Regions from separate parts of the Homo sapiens genome. Here region 2 is linked to region 1. A link is an interaction called in ENCODE POLR2A ChIA-PET data of the cell type or tissue named here. Cell type or tissue: PC-9. All regions are shown on one strand.

Evidence for each region. Peaks named below come from ENCODE experiments on the same cell type or tissue, not always from the same donor. Only the 100,000 strongest peaks of a DNase experiment are listed, where the experiment ranks them.
Region 2: POLR2A ChIA-PET joins it to region 1 with 15 read pairs; 8 of 35 experiments call an interaction of 5 or more read pairs at or near these places.

Annotation. Positions count from the first base shown.
Region 1 is chr14:76,901,595-76,909,594 of GRCh38, reverse strand. No RefSeq gene overlaps it. Among named protein-coding and RNA genes, the nearest start is that of LINC01629, 54 kb to the left of the region's middle. RefSeq lists enhancers at 683-742, 4,653-4,702, 3,982-5,181, 5,007-5,744. In PC-9, no CTCF peak of the experiment used is centred here; DNase peaks (open chromatin) are centred at 4,464 and 5,214; H3K4me3 peaks cover 364 bases; H3K27ac peaks cover 2,242 bases.
Region 2 is chr14:77,101,671-77,109,670 of GRCh38, reverse strand. It overlaps CIPC (CLOCK interacting pacemaker), which reads right to left. Exons shown (of 4, transcript NM_033426.3): 2 at 3,827-4,014. The coding sequence starts at 3,962. Among named protein-coding and RNA genes, the nearest start is that of CIPC, 7.4 kb to the right of the region's middle. In PC-9, CTCF peaks have their summits at 702 and 910; no DNase peak of the experiment used is centred here.

The DNA.
Region 1 (8,000 bases):
AGGTCCACCCCAGCTCACTTGACAAACAAGAGGACTGAGGCCAAGGTAAGCACCTTGCTCAAAGTCATCCTTCTTTCTTCTGCAGAGGCATGACATCATTGTTGGCTCTGTGTCTAATTATTCCAGTCAAGATCCAAGTGCCTGGCCCAAGGGTTGTCTGAGAATCCCTCTTCCCCTAGAGTGGCTCAGCACACAGCCAGGAAGTGACGAGGGTATTTCAAGAGGCTCCTTATCGATTAGCCCAAGGTGTCTGGCCCAGTCCTCACCCTCCTCAGGGCCATGGGCTGGGAGCCCTCTCATCTCTCCTTTGCTAGTGGAGGCTGGGGAGACTGCGAATGGCTATCAGGACTTGAGAAGGTGTGGCTGGGAGATTGGCTACGAATGCATGGAGATTACAAAACAGGGAGATGGGTCTCCATGTGTGGTCTCTGTGATTCATCTGAGGGTCCGAAGTTCGAGCTCACCTCCTGGGGAGGAAGTGAGCATTGAAAGGCCTGGTGAATTCTGATCAACATGGGATCCTCAACCCAAATCATCTCTAGATGCTGTCTTCATTGGGCTCCTCCTCCAAGGCAGGATGTGATGTCAAGAGAGGAGCCCAGAGGGAAGGCAGCTGCTTCCTCCTTCTCACCACAGGACCACAGCTTCTCTCTTTTCATGTGTGCATGGCCACACTGGCCCACCTCACATGCTCTCCACACAAGCCACCTGCCTCCTGCTACACCCATGCCATTCATGTTCCCTTGCCACTGGAACACTGGCCCATAGAAAGCACCCATTATGGTCGGGCACGGTGGCTCACACCTGTAATCCCAGCACTTTGGGAGGCCAAGGTAGGTGGATCATGAGGTCAGGAGATCGAGACCATCCTGGCTAACCTGGTGAAACCCCGTTTCTACTAAAAATACAAAAAATTAGCCGGGCATGGTGGCGGGTGCCTGTAGTCCCAGCTACTTGGGAGGCTGAGGCAGGAGAATGGCTTGAACCTGGGAGGCGGAGCTTGCAGTGAGCCGAGATCGCGCTACTGCACTCCAGCCTGGGCGACAGAGCGAGACTCCGTATCAAAAAAAAAAAAAAAAAAAAAGAAAGCACCCATTATAGGCCAGCTATTGTTATTTATTTATTTATTTATTTTTGAGACAGAGTCTCACTTTGTTGCCCAGGCTGGAGTGCAGTGGTGCCATCTCGGCTCACTGCAACCTCCGCCTCCCGGATTCACACCATTCTCCTGCCTCAGCCTCCCAAGTAGCTGGGACTACAGGCGCCCGCCACCACGCCCGGCTAATTTTTTTTTTTTTTGTATTTTTAGTAGAGACGGGGTTTCACTGTGTTAGCCAAGACGGTCTCGATCTCCTGACCTCGTGATCCGCCCGCCTCAGCCTCCCAAAGTGCTGGGATTCCAGGCGTGAGCCACAGCCTGCTATTATTTAAATCAGTGGTCCTCAGGGTTGAATCTCCCCTAGGAAGAATTTTGGAAATGTGTGTGCCCGCATGAGCGTTGGTGGTGGTGGAAATGTTGCCTTCTCATGCAGTCATGCCTAAACATTTACATACGGAATGCAGTCATTCCTGACCATTTACATATTGAAATACCTGTTGTTTCATTTTAATATTTTTCCTTTATGATATAGTTATAATAATAATGATTAAAATATATATATATATATATATATGTATATGTATGTATATATTTTTTTTAGATGGAGTTTCACTCTTGTTGCCCAGGCTGGAGTACAATGGGGCCACCTCAGCTCACTGCAACCTCCACTTCATGGGTTCAAGTGATTCTCCTTCCTCAGCCTCCCGAGTAGCTGGGATTACAGGTGCCCACCACCACACCCGGTTAATTTTTTGTATTTTTAGTAGAGATGGGGTTTCACCATGTTGGCTAGGCTGGTCTCGAACTCCTGAACTTAGGTGATCCACCCACCTCGGCCTCCCAAAGTGCTGGGATTATAGGCGTGAGCCACCGCGCCTGGCCGATTAAAAATATTATGTCAGTAGGTAGGTTATATTAACACATTTACTTTCAGGTTGCTGTTACAAAATATTTAAAAATCAATTTTAAAGGGAATGTCATTGGGTCTCAAGGGATTGAGACCCACAGTTCTAGATGGCTGGACTTATATTGCCACTCTTTTTATTTTATTTATTTATTTATTTTGAGACCAAATCTCGCTCCGTCACCCAGGCTAGAGTGCAGCGGTGCAGTCTTGGCACACCGCAACCTCCACCTCCTGGGTTCAAGTGATTCTTGTGCCTCAGCCACCCGAGTAGCTGGGACTTCAGGCACACACCATCATGCCTGGCTAATTTTTTTTTTTTTTTTTTTTTTAGTAGAGACGGGGTTTTGCCATATTGGCCAGGATGGTTTTGAACTCCTGGCCTCAAGTGATCTGCCTGCCTCGGCCTCCCAAAGTGCTGGGATTACAGGTGTGAGCCACTGCAACTGGCCCACTCTTATTTTTAAGCAGGGCACCTTCCCCTCTGAACTTGGCACACACACACACACACACACACACATTTAAGTCCCTGTCACCAGCTACCTGCACCTTCTCTGTGCATATCTAGGACACATCTGGTCCAATTCTGTCCCCTCCCTACTCTCACCTGCCCCCAGCATTGCAAGGACAGGCCCAGACTGGTAGAACTCAATCACGTGTGCACGCAGAGAACCAGCCAGGGTACCCAGCCTCTCCTGCTGGCTGTCAGGTCTAGGAAAAAGATGATCAAGTGTGGTGGCTCATGCCTATAATCCCAGTACTTTGGGAGGCTGAGGCAGGAGGATTGCTTGAGCCCAGGAGGTCAAGACTACAGTGAGCCGTGACTGCACCACTGCACTCTAGCTTGGGGGACAGAGTGAGATTCTGTTTCAAAAAAAGAAAAAAAAAAAAAAAAGGCCTGGCACAGTGGCTCACTCCTGTATTCCCAGCACTTTGGGAGGCTGAGATGGGTGGATCACGAGGTTAGGAGTTCAAGACCAGCCTGGCCAACATGGTGAAACTCTGTCTCTACTAAAACTACAAAAACTAGCCAGGCACGGTGGCAGGCGCCTATAATCCCAGCTACTTGGGAGGCTGAGGCAGTAGAATTGCTTGAACCTGGGCGGCAGAGGTTGCAGTGAGCTGAGATGGTACCACTGCACTCCAGCCTGGGTGACAGAGGGAGATTCTGTCTCAAAAAAAAAAAAAAAAAAAAAAAAAAGATACAAATGAAAAAGGAAAAAAGATGGATGTGTGCCATGTGCGGTGGCTCACGCCTGTAATCCCAGCACTTTGGGAGGCTAAGGTAGACGGATCACTTGATTTCAGGAGTTCGAGACCAGCCTGACCAACATGGTGAAACCTTGTCTCTACTAAAAATAAAAAATTAGCTGGGTGTAGCTGTAGTCCCAGCTATTTCGGAGGCTGAGGCAGGAGAATCACTTGAACCCGGGAGGCAGAGGTTGCAGTGAGCTGAGATCACGTGCCATTGCACTCCAGCCTGGGCAACAAGGGTGAAACCCCATCTCAGAAAAAAAAAAAAAAAAGAAAAGAAAAGAAAAAGAAAGATGGATATGTTCCTAGGAAAGGCATTGCTTCTCACCACACCTTCCTACCTGCTCAGCCATCACCTCACAGTGCCAGCCATCATCCCCTCATCACCCCCTACCAAAACACCGCCTCCCCACCCCCACTCCCCACACAACTGAAACACAGCCTGGACTCTTCCAAGTCAGGTTTGTCATTGTTACAAAATGATCATTGTAAGAAAAAGGAACAAACCCATAGAGTAGAACTCACACCTACTCCTATTATCCAGAGAAAGCCCCTGCTGATATTCTGAGTTTTTTCCTCGGAAATCATACCTCTGTATTTTGTGTGTGTTTTTTTATTATTATTATTTTTTGAGATGGAGTCTCGCTCTGTTGCCCAGGCTGGAGTGCAGTGGTGCGATCTTGACTGCAACCTCCACTTCTCCAGTTCAAGAGATTCTCCTGTCTTCAGCCTCCCAAGTAGCTGGGATTACAGGCGTGCATACCATGCCCTGCTAATTTTGTATTTTTAGTAGAGATGGTGTTTCACCGTGTTGGCCAGGCTGCTCTCGAACTCTTGACCTCAGGTGATCCACCCACCTTGGCCTCCCAAAGTGCAGGGATTACAGGCAGGAGCCACTGTGCTCGGCCTGTATTTTATGTTTTAATAATCTCTCTGCACATGCTGTTTTGTACCTTGCTTTTTTTTTTTTTTCTGCTCAATTACATATCTTGAACATCTTTCCAGGCCATTAACTATTCTTCTACCAAGAAATGTCAATGGCTGCCCAGTATTCCATAAATAAATCAGTGTTTATTTAACCAGCCTACTGATTGCTAGACATTTTGTACCTCATTCTTGACTTTGTTTGAATCTCGGCTCTGCACTTAATAGCTGCGTGCTAACAGGAAAGTCACTTCCGCTTTCTGAGCCTCCGTTTGCTCATCTGCCCGCTGAGCAGCCTAATGCCCCAGTGCCCTTAAGGCATTGCTTCAAAGATCTGAGTTGGTGGATGATGCAGCGCTTGGCACGGTGCCGGTGACACATCCCCCTAAGTGTTTTCTCAGTGTGAGTCTTCATCGGCTTCTCTGCTGTGCCTTCTTCAGCTTGTTTGCGAGTTCCTGGTTCATCCTGACCACCCTGAAAGGCCGCCCCTGGGACTTTGCATAACTCATTCTGTCTCCTGGTGTGTAAGTCTCTCTCCTGGTTCCCAGCAGGAGTGTAGGAATGAGTGCTTGTCCTGGACTCTGGGCTGGGAACTAGCACCTAGTGGGGACTGGACTAGGATGACTTGGGCCAATTTCTTTTCAGGCTGAGCTTGGATTTCAGATCAGATCTCTTAGGACAGAGCCCTTGGGAATTCCCATGGTGTGAATGTCCTGGGCCAGCGGGAATGGCTGCTCGCTCATCTCTTCCAAGGTGAGTGTGAAGGTCTGCCCAGGCCCCTGGGTGCATGCCAAGCTGTGTGCTCCCACCTTGATGTCCAGAGATGTAACCCTCCCAGACGGTGAGTATGCTCCAGGAGCCTCCCACACCTGCCACGGGCCACTCTTTCTGGGGCTGTCTCTGTGTGAGGGTCTGGCCGTGGCTGCCCTAGACCCACTCAGGAAGACTTGCTTCTTCAGCCAAGTCTCCCTTCTGTCCAGCCACTGGTGTGACTCATCACAGAGCCCATTTCTACTGCAAAAAGAAATGCTCAGACCTACGGCCCTGGTTACAAAAGAGGCCACTCAGCTGAGGATCTGCTTCCAACAACTGGAATGCCGACCCTGAATAACCCCAAGTAGAAAACGCGTGTATAGAGCTTGTGTGCGCAAGTACACACACACGCATGTCCTCACGTACCCTCCCACGCGCTCTCACTCGCTCTCCAGCATGCCCATCCTTATCCGCTCACACATTCACACACATGTATGCACGCACGCAACTACCCTGTGCTGTGCCAGACAGCAGTTACTCTGGCTCAGCTTATGTTTTTCGTCATGCTGTTCTGAGAAAAAAGAGAATATGTTTGGAGAGACCCCAGCTGCCAGACAGCAGTGCTTTTCTTCCCCCCCTAATTTTGGCCCCATAAGTCAGATCTCAATTTTCTTTACCCCTTGAGCAGTGAAAGAGAAAGGGGCACACACCACAAACCAGAAATGAGACAGAAGCCTGGTGCAGTGGTGTGCACCTGCAGTCCCGAATACTCAGGAGGCCGAGGCTGGAGGATTGCTTGAGGCCAGGAGTTTGAGTCCAGTCTGGACAACATAGCGAGACCTTGTCTCTAAAAAAAAAACTTAAAAAAAAAAAAAACACATGAGACAGAGACCTCTACCCTGTGACACCCTGGTTATCTGATTGCACCTGGTGCACACTCTTCAGTGGGATACAGAGATTCTTACTTCCTCTTGACCTACAAGATAAGCATATAGTAGGTCAGAGTGCTGGAGGGAGGTGGAGAGGGGTCAGGAGAGAGAAGACTCGGGACTGGCTTTGGGAAGGAAGCAGGAATGGAGATGGGCCTGGAAGGATTGAGAAAATCTCATCAGAAGAGGCCAGGTGCAATGGCTCACACCTGTTATCCTAACACTTTGGGAGGCCAAGGTGGGAAGATTGCTTGAGGCCAGGAGTTTGAGACCAGCCTGGGCAACATGGTGAGACTCCCTGTCTACATAAAATTTAAAAAAATGATGTGGGCGTGGTGGCCCACACCTACAGTCTCAGCTACTTGAGAGGTTGGGAGGGGAGGATCACTTGAGCCCAGGAAGTAGAGGCTGCAGTGAGCTGTGATTGTGCCAAGACACTTTAGCCTGGGTGACAGCACAAGACTTTGTCTGAAAAAAAAAAAAAGGCTTAACAATCCATCCCTTTCTAAGTCCAAAACCAGTACAGAATCAGCCTAGAAACCTTTATAATCTAATTTAACTTAACAAATATTCAAATATTTACTGAAGGTCTAACATGTGCCAGGCACTGTCAAAAGATGCCAAGAGAAGAAAAACATTCCTTCTTCGAACCTTCCCCAGGGAAGCGCTGTCACCCTTTGGGCATACACTTCCCACGCTTTCTGAGACAGGGTCTTTGCAGATGGGCTGGTCAGCACCATCCTGCAGCTTCTTGGGGACTATTCGTCTGCGTGGCAGAAGTGCAAGAGAGCTGTCAGGAGTTGGAGGACTTGTAACTGCTGCTTACTCTCTTCCTACAGCACAGTGGTTCACAATCTGGGAGATTTTGTCCTTCAAGGACATGTGGCAATATCTGAGACATTTTTGGTTGACATAAATAGAGGAGGTGCTACTGGTAACCCCCCTGCAAGGCAAAGGACAGCCCCCACAGTGAAGAGGGAGCTGGCCCCAAGTGTCATCAGGGCTGGGGCCAAGAAGCACTGCTGTAGCATATTAGTTCTGGTTGCTGTGATGGTGATTCCTTAATAGCATCTCTCACCATTTCTTTCTTTTTTTTTGGAGGCGGCGGGACAGAGTTTCAAAAAGGCAACGTCTGCCTCCTGGGTTCAAGCAATTCTCCTGCCTCAGCCTCCTGAGTAGCTGGGATTACAGGCGCCTGCTGCCACGCCGGCTAATTTTTGCATTTTTAGTAGAGACAGGGTTTCACCATGTTGGCCAGGCTGGTCTTGAACTCCTGACCTCAGGTAATCCACCCACCTCAGCCTCCCAAAGTGCTGGGATTATAGGCGTGAGCCACTGTGCCCAGCCATCTCTCCCCATTTCTTTATTTTATTTTATTTTTTTGAAATGGAGTCCCACTCTGTTGCCCAGGCTGGAGTGCAGTGGTATGATCTTGGCTCACTGCAGCCTCTGCCTCCTGGGTTCAAGCGATTGTCCTGCCTCAGCCTCCTGAGTAGCTGGGACTACAGGTGCCTGCCACCACGCCCGGCTAATTTTTGTATTTTTAGTAGAGATGGAGTTTCGCCAAGTTAGCCAGGCTGGTCTCGAACTCCTGACCTCAGGTGATCTGCCCGCGTTGGCCTCCCAAAGTGCTGGGATTACAGGTGTGAGCCACCTCGCCCAGCCATCTCTCCCCATTTCTAATGCACGAATCCAATCCATCATGGCCTGGGAAACTAGTTACTTAAGCTTGCTAAGACTGCTTCTAAAAGAAGAATAAAGAGGTACAGAATCCAGCACCATAGACTACCCCATGAGTCAAATGCATGAGCTTTGTGATCCTGACTGAGGTTTGACTAGGGCTTAGGAACTAGACTCATGACTCAGTGGGTCTACCAAGGTGGGTGGTGTCAGTGGCAGGGATTCTGGGCCTTCAAGAGAGGTGTTCACGCACAAAGAACAGATCCTGCCCTAGGGCATTAATCAGAACTCTCTGGTACCCAAAGGGCAGCTTCCTCCCTTGGTTGGACCATGGCCCACTCCTGCGGTTTGTGCCTTTTCTATCTGGGCATTGAATCCTGGCATCTTTGGCTTCTGCTCCTCACTGTTTCAATTCCTGGCCATACCCCATGCTTTGTGCCACCCCATGATTTGGTTT
Region 2 (8,000 bases), 200 kb before region 1:
TAGCTTTCATTGGCTTTTCAATGGGATCTATAATTAATCCCTCCTCCACCAAAGATTAAGAATTATTGCCCTAGGACGAGTTTGACTTCCTTTCTAACTCTCTTACAGACAAAAACCTGCCTCAATTAGGGCTCACATGAAAGTAATCATCATCAGTCTACAGGAGAAATGAGTTCAAGGTTTCAAAGTTAGTTTATTACTTTCGAGAATCTATGTTGAGAAAGGAGACGAGTATGGCCCAAGGTAGGATTAAGACCTTCAGAGGCTCTGGGTACCACAAGATGTAATTACAATTAAAAAAACAAAACCAATCTGTAAACCTCAAAACAATTGCATTTTCTCCAGCTTAAGGAAGACTGTATGACTGGAAGGATATACATCAATGGAAATATGATTTAGAATCTCCAGTGATACTTTTAAAAAACCATAAATGTTGGGATCCTTCCCTTGATCTACTGAAGTGATTTACCTGGTTCCATGGTAGGTGTATTTCACAAAACACAAGTAATCCAAATGTACACCTCTAGTTAAGAACCATTAGACTGAAAACAAATGAGCCCAGAAGCAATGTACATATTGAGTGCCCAGATCTTGGTTTCTAAATGCCATTCTGCACATAAAGGAAATGAGGGGTCCTTGGAGAAACAGCTGATTCCAAGACTTTGACAGGGAAGATACGAGATGAGCCTGGACAGCTGCTTGTCCCAGAAAGCAAAGAAGTGCTCAAACACTAACAGAGACATGTCAACGAGACACAAGAGCTATCTTGAGGGGACTCCTGCTGGTCAAATTTGAGACAATTTGAGTATCAGAAATGATGATTTTAACAGGTTGACAAACTGAATTACAAAAGAATTCCATGACTACATTAGTGATACTCAAAAGAAGAGGGAGGAGGGAAAGCACTTTTTACAGAAGAATGTCAGCTAATGACGTACAAAGAATGGTAAAATTAGAAGATCACCCCCTTTTTTTTTTTGAGACAGAGTTTCGCTCTTGTTGCCCAGGCTGTAGTGCAATGGCATGATCTTAGCTCACCACAACCTCTGCCTCCCGGGTTCAAGCGGTTCTCCTGCCTCAGCCTCCCGAGCAGCTGGGATTACAGGAATGCACCATCACGCCTGGCTGATTTTGTATTTTTATTAAAGACAGGGTTTCTCCATGTTGGTCAGGCTGGTCTCGAATTCCTGACCTCAGGTAATCCACCTGCCTCGGCCTCCCAAAGTGCTGAGATTACAGGTGTGAGGCAACGCGCCCGGCCAAGATCACCACTTTTAAACCGCCAATGTAATGATTCAGGCAAAGATCATCAATGGATGCTAACTCTGGTAAACAGTTTGTTGGGGAATAGGATAGTCACACAATTATAAAGTATTATCCCATAAATTACTTATTAATTACAAAGAGAAAAGGGTACTTTAATGGTAAAGAAATCTGTACACACTATCTTAGCCAAGTGATCAACCAACCAGAGCATCACCAAGAGTAAGACTAACTTATGAGTCTCCAAATGTGTTGCAATGGGAAGGATACAACATCAACAACATAGTATTCTGGTCAAGATGCTAATCCTGACCCTAATAATGGGGACACTACCAGAAAATCCAGAGTGTGAGACATTCTACAAAGCAACAGGCCTGACTCATTCAAAGATGTCAATGTCATAAAGAAAGAAGAAAGAAAAAAAGGAAAGAAAAGATAGGGGAGTGGTTATAAACTAAACCAGACTAAAGGACAGGACAACTAAATGCAATGCTCAATCTTCAGTTGGATTCTGGATCCAAAACAGACAAAAAGACAAACAGCTATAAAGGACATTATTGGGACAATGGGGGAAAATCTGAATATGGAGTGTAGCTAATGATAAGTATCAGTGTTAAATTTCTTAGGTATGATAATGATATTATAACTACATAGAAGAATGTCCTTGTTTTTAGGAAATCTGTACTGAAGCTACATGGGGTAAAATGTCAAGTGTTTGCAATTTACTTTCAAATAATTCAGAGAGAGAGTGTGTGTGTGTGTGTGTGTGTGTGTGTGTGTAAAGAGAGCGAGAGAGAGAAAGCATATATGGCAAAAAGATAGACATATGGGGTATTCATTTGCTTTTGTATAGATTTGAAATTTTTTGAACTACAAATGTGGTAATTAAAATGGGAAAAATTGTCTTGATTTTGCAAATTTCATCCTACTCCAAGGTAACTGGAATAACTCAGGCAGTGAGGAAATCACTGGCACCTGGCCCAAGAGTGGCTCGAAGCATTCCAGTGGCATTCACTGGGGCTACTTTCTGGGGCATAATGAGTTTGATTATTTTAATACCACCTTATATCTGAGTAGTACAATATTCTTAAAACAACTGGCCTGACAAAGTTGAAGTTGTTAGAAGTGTCAAAATGTCAACAGTACTGGAAATAATAGATGGTAAGATTATGGATAATGTTTTTCTTCTTCATGCTTTCCTACCTGTCCAAGCTTTTACAATGAGCACGTATTCATGAAATGAAACATAAACAAAAAGCAAACGTGATATTAAAAGAAAAAAAGAGGCACTAGGCCTCCAGTGTTTCCCAAACCTGTCTGATCATACAACAGAAACACTTGTTTTTTAAAAGAACCCACATTCCAGGCCCTGTCCAGACCCTTGAAAGAGTCTCCAGGAGGGAGATCTGGTGATCAATATTTTTAACAAATGCCTCAGGTGAGCCTTATGATGAGGCAGGCTTAGGAAACAATGCTGAGAGAGAGAAGAAAAATCCAAAGGGAAGGTTGGCCCGCCCTTCCCTGGACTGTCCTGGCCCTGGGCAGGGCAACTAATTCCTTTTAATCTAATCCCTTGGTTGGCGCTCTGTTCCTCTTTGAGCAACGGTCTATTTATAATTTGCCTTTTCAAGCAGCATGCCTACAGGGAGAAAATATGCCAATCTAAAGACAAGAGAGTTCTAGTTTTCCTAACAGCTGCATTTCTCACTATAAGTTAATAAATCAAAATTGATTGATTTGTCTTTGTGAGTCTGGATAATATAAATCTTCTCCTTGAGAGGGTTCTACTCTCAGGATGTTGACTTGACCAGAATCCCTCAGCATCACCCCTCTGCATCCCCGCGCCAAAAATCACACTAGCGCCATATTCAAGCCACTACCCTCAGAGCGGGAAATAAAAAAAGAGCCCCAGCACAAAATTGAATGATTCAATATATATGCAGCTAGCCCTTTTGGGTAAGGTTTAAGAAAAACTTGTAAGGAAAACTGTTCTATTTTCTTATCTCTAATAGATACTCAAGTTTAGAGCTAGGCCAGGTGGCTCACAGTCCAAATACAAAATGCATAGAGACTGGGGGGAGGGGTTGTTGGAGGCGTACATTTCTAAACACAGCGAAACTACTTTCTCAATGAAAAAGTTACCTTACAAATTATATACAGTATTACTTTTATTTAACTGGCAGTCTTCCAATTTGTTACATGGAAACTACATGCAGTAGCAATTTTTCCCCTACAATGTAATAATTCCTGTGAAAAAGGAAGTAAAACAACAGAATTATGAGTATTTAAATATTTTTTCCAGTGACCAATTGCAATAGTTGGAAGTGTAAGATTCAGAGTCTAAGTTGAAAAAAGATGTTAAATAATTCTTTCAGAACTAACCCTGTGGTGACTTTGATGGGTACCCTGACATATGGCATCAGAATTACCATTTTAAAGCAGGTAAGTATTTATCCTGTGTGTGAAAGCATCCCATCCTTATCACATAAATGAGTTTTGGGGAGGAAATTTTTCACGCAAAGCATTCACTCACAAAACAGAGGAAGGATAAGATATTTTTAACCTGAAAAGCCAGAGTCCTTGTCTGACTCAGCAGCAGCCATCCCAAGCTGACGAGCCACTTTCTTCATCTCTGTGCCTTTGCCTACTTTGGCAGAGAGTCTTCTGGGGCTCTCTCTGGATGGGTTTTTCCTCTCCATGGTTTATTCAGCTGGAGGCAGATTCATTGGTACTCTTTTCATCTGGACTGCCCTATGAAAAACAATTATATAAGAAGTCACTGCCTGGAGAGCTGAAACAGGTGATCCAAACAGTGAATAAAGTATGGGCAAAGAACACTGGCCTCACCCACTTCAGCTTTATTTTCTCAGAGGTTTCAACTGACAAAAGCTTCAAGTTTACTAAACAGAATGGTTTCCACCCATAAGGAGATTCACAGTCCTCTGGCTGCCCTCTAATTCCATTACAAATTCAAGGCACACAAACCACATTCAGCATTCGCTTTGTAAACTGCTAACAAAGGCACATTTGATTAGGCTTTTTCCAATGGGTAACGAAATGAACTCACCAGAGGGGAGAGGGGACAGGGGAGTGAAGAGAAGGGAAAAGGAAGACAGGAGAAGAGAGAGGGCAGAAGGAGGGGGAGAGGGGAAAGGGGAGAGGAGAAAAGAGACACCGCAAGGCTTGCTTTCCTCGTGTACATTTGCAGGCTCATGACCTATTGCCACCTCCCACAGTGTTGTGTTTCTCAAATTAACCTCTAAATCCTTTGGCTGAGGTATTGAACAGAGAGCAAAAACAACTCCCTATACATGCATGCTACTTTTAGGCTTAAAAAACACTTTTATGGGCAAATAAAATCATATATAATAAAGAGCTTATAATATGCGTTGCTATTAGTGTTATCTCACTTGAGCCTCACAATGTCATCTTCAGTTGCTATCTCACTTTACAGGGGAGGAAACTGAGGCTCAGATAAGTTACATTCAATCATTTAAAAATATTTATCAAATGCCATTGTAAATCAGGCATTGTGCAAGGACTGGGGATATAGAATGAACAGAATAGGCATCTGTCGCTTCCTTCTTGTAGCTTATGATCTAGAGAGAGACAGTCATTAATCAAGTAATCACTCAACTAGCGACCATTTTGATAAGAGCTATAAATGGGAGAGGCTAACAGTCTGGGGGACTGAGGAAGTGCACCATAGCTGGGATCTGGAGGATTGGGAATTAGTAGGAGTTAGGCGAAAGGCATGTTCCAGGCAGTGTGAAGGCCCTAAGGGAGCAAGGGGCTTGGCACAAACAAAGAACTGAAAGGCCAGGGAGGCCAGAGCACAGTGTAGAAGGGTACAATGCCATGCACTGATGCCAGACTGGTAGTCAGGGAACAGACAGGCAATACCTTGGAATCCATGTTGGAAGGATTTTAGATATTAACTTAAACGCAATGGGAAGCCATGGAAGAATTTTAACCAGAAGTGTGACATGATCAGATGTGCATTTTATTTATCTTATTTTTTGAGACAGTGTCTCACTCTGTCACCCAGGCTGCAGTGCAGTGGCGTGATCATGGCTCGCTGCAGCCTCAACTGCCCAGATGGAAGCGATCCTCCCCTCAGCCTATGGAGTAGCTGGGACAACAGGCATGTAGCACCACACCTGGCTAATTTTTTGTTTTTTGTAGAGACAGGATCTCACTTTGTTGCCTCAGCTGGTCGTGAACTCTTAGGCTCAAACAATCCTTCCACCACGGGCTTGGCTCTGGGCCTTGGCTTGGCTTGGCATCCCAAAGTGCTGGGATTACAAGTGTACACCAGCTTTGCATTTTAAAAGCATTCTGGATGCTGAACTGAGGCTAAAGTGGAGAAGGGCAAGAGTGGCATTGAGATCATTTAGTTGCTACCGTGACAGTCCAGGTGAATTAAGGTGGTGGCAGTAGAGATGGGAAGAAGAAAAACATGGAGGCCCACCTGATGGGACTGGGTAGGGGGAAGATGGTGGTACCACTTTCTCAGCTAGGGAGCCCAAGAAGTGCACAGAAGGGAGTTGGGTGGGTGGGGCAGGGTGGCATGGTCATGTAGATTTGGTCATGTAGAGACTGAAGTTACTGTGGGTCATCTAAGTGGAGATCCTGGGTAGGCAGTCACATGTAAGACTGAAGCCCAGGAGAGAGGCCTATATTTGCTCCAGTGATAAACAGCTAGTCCACAGCAGATCCAGACCTAGATCAACAGTGCCAAGAATAAGACCAATTGGCCCTTCAAATTGCTGGCTGAGAATAAGAACATTCCAGATATTTTAACATGGCCATTTGAGTCACCAAGGAATGGCAACTGTAAGGCCAGCATGATAATAACACAAGGAATACCACTGGCATAAGGAGAACAGGCCAACAGGGAACATGACAATAATGAAACTGGGAAGATGCAAGCAAAGCCTTGTGATGTTTTAATTCACGATGCACTCCTGACTCTATCCTGTTGTTCTTTGAGTGAAGAAAAACACAAGCCCCCTGCCAAATACCACTGTATCTGGAATACCCTGGAGTGCCAAGTCTGGACATTCCTGCTAATATAAGATCTAGTGAAGAACATTAACTACCCTAGAAGCAGTTCAAAATAAAATTAAATAGAAGACAAGGATGCTTATAAGCAACCCTCTTGCTCGTACTTTTGCATACTGTAGGAGCAGACTAAAGGGAACACAAACTGAACTGAATGAGAATGAATTTTAAACACAATTCCAAGTAAAAATCATTTTGCCCCGTATCTAACTCATTTAAGGGGACTGGCTTCCTCATTCAACTGACATCAAATCAAGCACTCTTCCACAGGTCACACGTTTAATCCTATGTGCATAAAAGATAAACAGTGGCACTGTCACAACTTGCAGAGAACTATGCAAAAGCAATGTCTATCTGACAGCTATGAAATTTGACAGCATGGACGGCCCAGCTTAAAAAGTAGACTAAAGTGTAAAACTATATCTCTAATTAAATTGGATCCTTTTGTATGAAATTCAACAAATGTGCATAGTATAATTTTCCTAAAATAATACTGTCCAAAAGTGAATAGAAGCCATCTCCAAAATGGAAGTAGATGAGGCTTGTGGATGGGCATTCAAACTAATTCATGTCGGACCAGGCTGTTGATTTAGATTAGGAGGGTAGCTCATGTTAGTTGCAACTAATTAAGAACCTTACTTAGGTTCTTAGGTTCTTGAAGTTTCACATTATCTTACTAAACATGGATTATTTTACAGGTACTTTAGATAATGCATCCCAATTTAGTCTTCTACAATCCTTGCGGCAAAACAATGAAAAAGGTCTTGCTATTATTATTAAAGTGTAGTCAATAGAGCTACAGAAAATACACAGGAATTTATTCTGGCTTATTGAGAATTTGTAGGATAAGAGATAATTGATCATGGAGTCAAAATACTGAAACACTGACAATCGGTTTTTGAGGCTCAGAAAATAATACTCCCAAGTATGGCACTTTAGCATAATGAGCACTTTGTTGTTGCTTTTTGTTTTTTTCTGAGACTGTGTCTTGCTCTGTCGCCCAGGCTGGAGTGCAAGGCCACAAACACAGCTCACTGCAGCCTCGACTTCCTGGCCATAAAGAAATTATCTGACCTGTCTTGTCCGATAGCAGATCATAAAACCCTCATTCCAGAATGGGTCCTGCCCTATAACAGAGAGGAAGGAATGCTACACAGAGGTCAAGAATAATTCTGGACAGACAGACCTTGCTGGGTTTCCCACCTCAGTCCATTACTATTAGATCATACTCTTTTTGTTTTTGTTTTGTTTTTTATTTATAGATGGATCACACGCTGTTGCTCAGGCTAGAGCGCAGTGGCACGATCACAGCTAACTGCAGACTCGACCTCCTGGGCTAAAGTGATCCTCCTGCCCTAGCCTCCTGAGTAGCTGGGACTCCAGGCGCATACCACCACACCCAGCTAATTTTTAAATTTTTTGTAGAGACTGGGTCTTGCTATGTTGCCCAAGCTGGTCTCAACCTCCTGGACTCAAGCAATCCTCCCACCTCAGCCTCCCAAAGTGCTGGGATTACAGGCATAAGCCACCATGCCCAGCCAGATCATACCCTTTTTGTCCAATCATATTTCTACACAGCCGTCCATTCTTCATCAAACCTAACCATAAAAATAGACAGTTTTCCCTGAGTTTGGGAGGCTTCACTTCTGAAGACTCCTGTGTCATAAAAAAAA